Regions from separate parts of the Homo sapiens genome. Here region 1 is linked to region 2. A link is a loop called in an ENCODE intact Hi-C map of the cell type or tissue named here. Cell type or tissue: endothelial cell of umbilical vein. All regions are shown on one strand. Each heading gives the region's core, and the rest is flanking DNA. Links, peaks and the distances in the headings are about the cores only. Region 1 holds the start of LOC105372621 (a long non-coding RNA gene). Region 2 has its middle 11 kb from the start of LPIN3.

Evidence for each region. Peaks named below come from ENCODE experiments on the same cell type or tissue, not always from the same donor. Only the 100,000 strongest peaks of a DNase experiment are listed, where the experiment ranks them.
Region 1: a loop joins it to region 2, with 2.5 times the contacts of the local background. A loop is called at or near these places in 4 of 110 quality-filtered maps.

What each region holds. Positions count from the first base shown.
Region 1 is chr20:41,003,983-41,006,893 of GRCh38, forward strand. LOC100128988 (a long non-coding RNA gene) reads left to right here. Exons shown (of 3, transcript NR_145525.1): 2 at 1,917-2,065. It overlaps LOC105372621 (a long non-coding RNA gene), which reads right to left and starts at 1,492. Exons shown (of 2, transcript XR_936724.4): 1 at 1,251-1,492. RefSeq lists an enhancer at 1-478. In endothelial cell of umbilical vein, for the core only: no CTCF peak of the experiment used is centred there; DNase peaks (open chromatin) are centred at 849 and 1,579; H3K27ac peaks cover 2,193 bases.
Region 2 is chr20:41,328,462-41,331,372 of GRCh38, forward strand. It overlaps the pseudogene ADI1P1. Among named protein-coding and RNA genes, the nearest start is that of LPIN3, 11 kb to the right of the region's middle. RefSeq lists an enhancer at 1,384-1,433. In endothelial cell of umbilical vein, for the core only: no CTCF peak of the experiment used is centred there; a DNase peak (open chromatin) is centred at 1,190; H3K27ac peaks cover 1,540 bases.

The sequences.
Region 1 (2,911 bases), core at 177-2,676, 320 kb before region 2:
GCATATAGGCCGGGCATTGTGGCTCACGCCTATAATCCCAGCACTTTGGGAGGTCGAGGCGGGCAGATCACTTAAGCCCAAGAGTTCAAGATCACCGTGGGCAACATGGCAAAACTCTGCCTCTACAAAGAAAAAAAAAAGTCAGGTGTGGTGGTGTGCACCTGTGGTCCCAGCTACTTGGGAGGCTGAGGTGCTAGGATTGCTTGAGCCCAGAAGGCAGAGGTTGCAGTGATCCAGGATCACATGCCACTACACTCCAGCCTGGGTGACAGAGTGAGACCCTGTCTCAAAAAAAAAAAAACAAAAAAAAGGTATAGGGCTTAGGCAAATTCTGGAAGGACATGCCTCAGATAAACAGTGGGCAACCCTTTTGAAGCAAGTTTACTTAGAACTTTAACTCTCTGCTTTCGGTCTTTATGTAGCATTTGAACACTCCACAATCAGTATAGATTGCTTCTATAGGCGTGAGTATAGGTATGCTTCTGATTGCACAGGTAGCATTCAGAGAACCAATCTGAAACTGGTCTAAGTCCATACTAGTGTGCAAAAAGCAATTACTTGCTGATTGGTTGGGAAACTCCTGAAAATCATCTTCCTCCAGAATCCTTCTCCCACACATTATCAGAAGCCTGCTTTCAGAAACACTGAGTCAATTCTCAACCACTCCTTCAGTCAGTAAGCCCGGGAGCACCTACAGCACGCCAAGTGATGAGTGAGCCACCAGGGTGACAGGTGATAGGCAGGGAAACAGGTGGTAGCCAGAGTCAGTGGGGCCTGCATTCAAACCATTGCTGACATAGATGGCACTGGACCATGGGCCAGACACTGTGCTAAACGCCCCACAAGGATTATCACGTTTAATCCACACGACAAGTTGATGAGGCAGGCACTATTATTATCCTGTTTGACAGCTGTGGAAACTGAAGTGCAGAGAGGCAAAGGAACTTGCCCAAGGTCACATAACTAGCAGATGGTGGAACCGACATTTGATTCCAGAGTCTGTGATCCCCACTGTGACCCAAAACTGCTTCCCACTAGGAACTTGTCCAGATTCCACAGGCAGTAAGTGACAGTCAAAATTCAAACTCAGAAAGGTTCATCAGCCTCCAAAGAATATTGTCTTAACTGATAAGACGTCCTCCCTTCCAACTCCCTCCATTTCTGGATCCAACACCAACATGCTGGGTGACCTTGGGGAGCCTCCCTGACCTCAGTTTTCATGGCTGCAAAATGGAAAGAACACTGCTTACCTTAAGGAGCTGCAGAGGGGCTTTTATGCGAAGACAGTTCCTCCTGTAGAAATATGGTAGGCACTCAGTTGAGATACATCTGTGTTCTTTCTGGTTTCCAGGAGTTTGGGGCAGTTGGACAAGTGGGCACTGGAGCAAGTCTGTGTGATAAGCTCTATGACTGAGAGTGGACTAAGTGCTGGGCCAGAGGCTGCACATGGGATGGAAAGCCAAGGGCTGCTGTGTACCCAGAAAACTCAACTGAAGGAACACTGGAATAAACAACCCTCAGAAGGAGGGAAGCTTTGTTCGTCATCTTTCCTGTTTTCCTAGTCTGGCCCAGTTCCAAAACCTCTTCTTAATCGTGTCAGGAGTTTGGCCCAGTGCCCCAGGAAGGAGCCGCCAGGAGGCTTATAGTGAGCCAAGTCTTCAAGGAAGTGATGTCTTCTGTAAGTCAAGAGAAGGCAAGAAACTTTCTGGGAGAGAGAAGGAGATAGGGACAGAAACAGGGAAGCGCTCAGCTGGAAGACCCTTCCTTGAAGAAGTGGAGAAACTGAGGCTTAGAACAGAGCAAGGTTTACTGATTGTGCTGGTGGCACGGTTGGGGCAAGTAGCTTGTCTTCCTTCCTCCCAGGTCAGAGTCCTCTCCACTGCATGTATTGACTGTTCACCCCCTTCCTATTCTAGGACTACCCAGGCAGGGGGAGCTGCCTTCACTCACCCTTTCCCACTACTGCTTCCAGAAACATCTCCCCATCACTACACTAGGGACTTTGTAAGCACAGATGTGGGACCCATGAGTACTACAGAAGGAAGCAGAAGCTGCAAAGACCTTGGTAAGTTCGGCCATGCGGGAAACGAGGATGACAGACCCTCTGAAAGAAAGAACCAGTGCTTCCCAACACCTACTGTGTGTCTGTGCAATGCCAGGCACATCCAACATGTCATTATGGGATCCTTGGGCTGTCACTTCACCAGCCAGAAACCTCTGTAGCCAGTGGTGCCTTTGCCAGAGTTTTGCTCAGGCTCATTGCGCCCACTTGGCCTGGCAGGCTATGCTCAGCTCGTGCTAATGGCCTGGATCCCCTGCCTGCCAAGGGCGAGCGGAGCAGCGAGGATATGTGTGAGCAAGCAAGCGTGGGGTCCAGCCACTGTGCACAGCCAGGAACAATGGCTGTGGTGGAGTGGGCAGCTCCAGGTGCCAGCATGAGTGCTGGCTTCTTACGAGGCTGCAGCTGGAACAGGCATCCTGCAAGCAGCTTCCACTGCTGCCACTGGGGAATGCAATGGTTCCTGGGGGCTTGGATATGTCAGGAACCAGACCCCCAAAGAGGGTGTCACAGCCCTGGCTCAGGGAGCTCCTAGGTCTGGGGTCCCCGAAGGGCCTCAGCTCTTCTCCCCTTCTTCTTACCCACAACGTGGTGAGCAAGAGGTGTGTTTCAGCCGTGTTTGTGTTACAGCGCTTTCAGCCCTGCCATTCAGGAGGTCCTGAGTTCTTGTCCCATGCCCGGGAAGAATGAGGTACACAGACAAGTGGAGGGTGAGCAAGCTGAAGAGCTTTACTGAGCAATAGAGCAGCTCAGAGGAGACTCACAGTGGGTAGCTCCTCTCTGCTGCCAGGGTGTCCCATTAATGTTCAACTTTAATGTTCAGCTCTCAGCAGAGAGGAGCTACAAGACCCT
Region 2 (2,911 bases), core at 223-2,722:
CCTCGGCCTCCCCAAAGTGCTGGGATTACAGGCGTGAGCCACTGCGCCTGGCCTAGATATGTGTTTTATTATACATCAATTATACCTCAGTAAAACTGAAAAAAGGTTGTGTTTTAAATCTCTCCCCACCGTTTTTTTTTTTTTTTTTTTTTTTTTTTTTGGCACGACAGGGTCTCACTCCTCTGCCCAGACTGGAGCACAGTAGTGTGATCATAGCTCACTGCAGCTTCCAACTCTTGGGCTCAAGCAATCCTCTTGCCTCAGCCTCCAGAGTAGCTAGGACTACAGGCACGCACCACCATACCCAGATAATTAAACAAATTTTTTTTGTACAGACAGCCTCTTGCTTTGTTGCCCAGGTTGATCTCAAAATCCTGGCTTCAAGCAGCCCTCCCTCCTTGACCTCCTGAAATGTTGGGATTACAGGCATGAGCCACCACGCCTGGCCTTGTGTTTTAAATCTTTTACTGTTTTCTTCCACTTAACACTATAAATTCCATCCATGCTGTTTTATGTCTATTTCATGTAGAATTCCAAGGTATGTATCCACAACATTTTACTAACTCATCCCCTAGTTCCTTTGCCTCTAGTTCCTGTATGCCATTAACACTGTAACAAATAACCTCCTGCTTGTCTTCTTGCGGATCTGAGCAAACTTTCTTCAAAATGTATTTCCAGGCATGAGACTGCTACACTACTGAGCCCTATGCATACTTAATTTTACTCAGAACTACTGGCTTATTTTATAGAAGGGCTGAGCAAGTTTATATTCCCACCAGTCCAATCTCTTCACATGGGTTTCTGACCCTTCGCGTTGCAGTAACACTGAGACGATGGATGTTCATTCCTGGTGCCCCGATTCAATTTGAAATTGACTTCATGGTCACTGACAAATTATTCTTCAGGTTGTGGCAGGGCTGAGGCCATTTCCTAGTGACTTAACAGATGGAATTTGTTCTCTATTTTCACTTGCTTTTTAAATGTTTTCGGGGAGGGGTGCCTGTTAGAGACAGGAGCACTACAGACTGTCTTCCCTAGGCACTCCCTGGCAGCCTTCTAAGTCCCTAACTACATGGAGAAACTGCCTTGGGTCAGTGTTTTAAGCTGCAAGGAATGTTGTGACTCAGCTAGTCGTTCAGGGACACCTCGATGAACAAGGCCACGGGAAGGAAGTCATTACACAGAGAGCTGGACTGTAAAAACCAAAAATACTCTACACACCAAACTCTAGAGCAGTGCAGCAGTACATCCCATGACTCAACGGGACAGCTTCTGCCACGTGGCACACAGCTCCGGATATGTGGTGCGCAGCCCTCACTCGCGGCTCTGCTGCCGCTCTGAGCTGCTTGGAAAGTTGATGGGGTGGGGAAATCTGTGACTGTATTCTCTCTCCACCCCCTCCACTCTGACCATTGCTCCTCTCATCAGCTCCCCCTCTTCCTACTCCTTCTTTAACCCTCTTGCCCTGCAAAAACAAAAACAGCTGGAATTTAGTATTTCACACATGCTGGCAATTTAGTGGGGACACATGGAGGTCAAAACGCTGGCACTCTAGGAAGACCCTACTGATCAGGCAGACACTGGGCAACAGGTCATATCACCTGGGACAGGGTCAAGAGTACTGGGCAAAGAGGCAGCCCCAAGGAACAGAGACTTCAAGGTACAGGCAAAACCTTTAAAGATGTGGACATTCACTCACTAATCTTTATCAGAGACCTACTATGTGCCAGATGCTTTTTGTTTGTTTCTTTGAGACGGAGTCTCATTCACTGGAGTGCAGTAGCACCATCTCGGCACACTGCAACCTCCACCTCCAGTTCAAGCAATTCTCCTGCCTCAGCCTCCCCATGAGCTGGGATTAGAGGCATGCACCACCACACTTGGCTAATTTTTATATTTTTGGTACAGACAGGGTTTCACCATCTTGGCCTGGCTGGTCTTGAACTCCTAGCCTCAAGTGATCCACCCGTGTTGGCCTCCCAAACTGTTGGGATTACAGGCGTGAGCCACCGTGCCCGGCCCCAGACTGTTCTTAGGAACTGTCAGTGAAGACAGATCAGATGTCTTGTCCTCACGGGGCCTGCATTCTTTTGGAGGGAGACACACACATACCAGACATCCTCAAGAAGTGAATTAGCACTCAAGGAAGTTGTTAGGGCTACTGGAAAAGATTAGAGCACAGAGAGGTGTCTGGGCATGGTCAGGGTAGACTTCATGGACATTGGTGTGGTCTTGAGGTTAGTGAGGGAGCCAGCCAGGTAGGCATCTAGGGAAAGAAACTTCTGGGCAGAGGAAACAGCCAGTGTGCTTTTTTTTTTTTTTTTTTTTTTTAAAGAGAGAGTCTTACGCTGTCACTCAGGCTGGTGTGCAGTGGTGTAATCACAGCTCTGCAACCTTGAAATCCTGGGCTCAAGCGATCCTCCCATCTCAGCCTCCCAAAGTGTTGGGATTAAAGACATGAACCACTGCATCTGACCAAGTATACTTTTAAGTGTACTCAATAATTGGTTTCCTTTTCCTCATCTATAACAACAGTTTCTACCTTTTGTCCAGCTCCTGAGAGCCTTGAGTTCTAATCACAACAGCCCCTCACTCCCAGTGGCAGCCCTTCCATGCAGCCTCCCCTCTCTAGCCCCACTCTGCCTGTTAGCATCTGCAGCCATGGTGCAGGCCTAGTACATGGATGAGTTCCCAGACTGCTGGAGGCAGCCCCACCACCCCGAGCCCCTGGCCACCCAGTGGGCCAGAAACAGCCATGCTGGCTCAGGGTGCACTACTAAAGCTGGACACTGACAAATGAGAGAATGATCCAGAATTAGAAAAGACTCAAAGAGAGAGAAGCTACTCCTGGATAGACATAATAACCATATGTAAAGATAAATTACCAAATTATGAAGAAAAGATTAAGGTG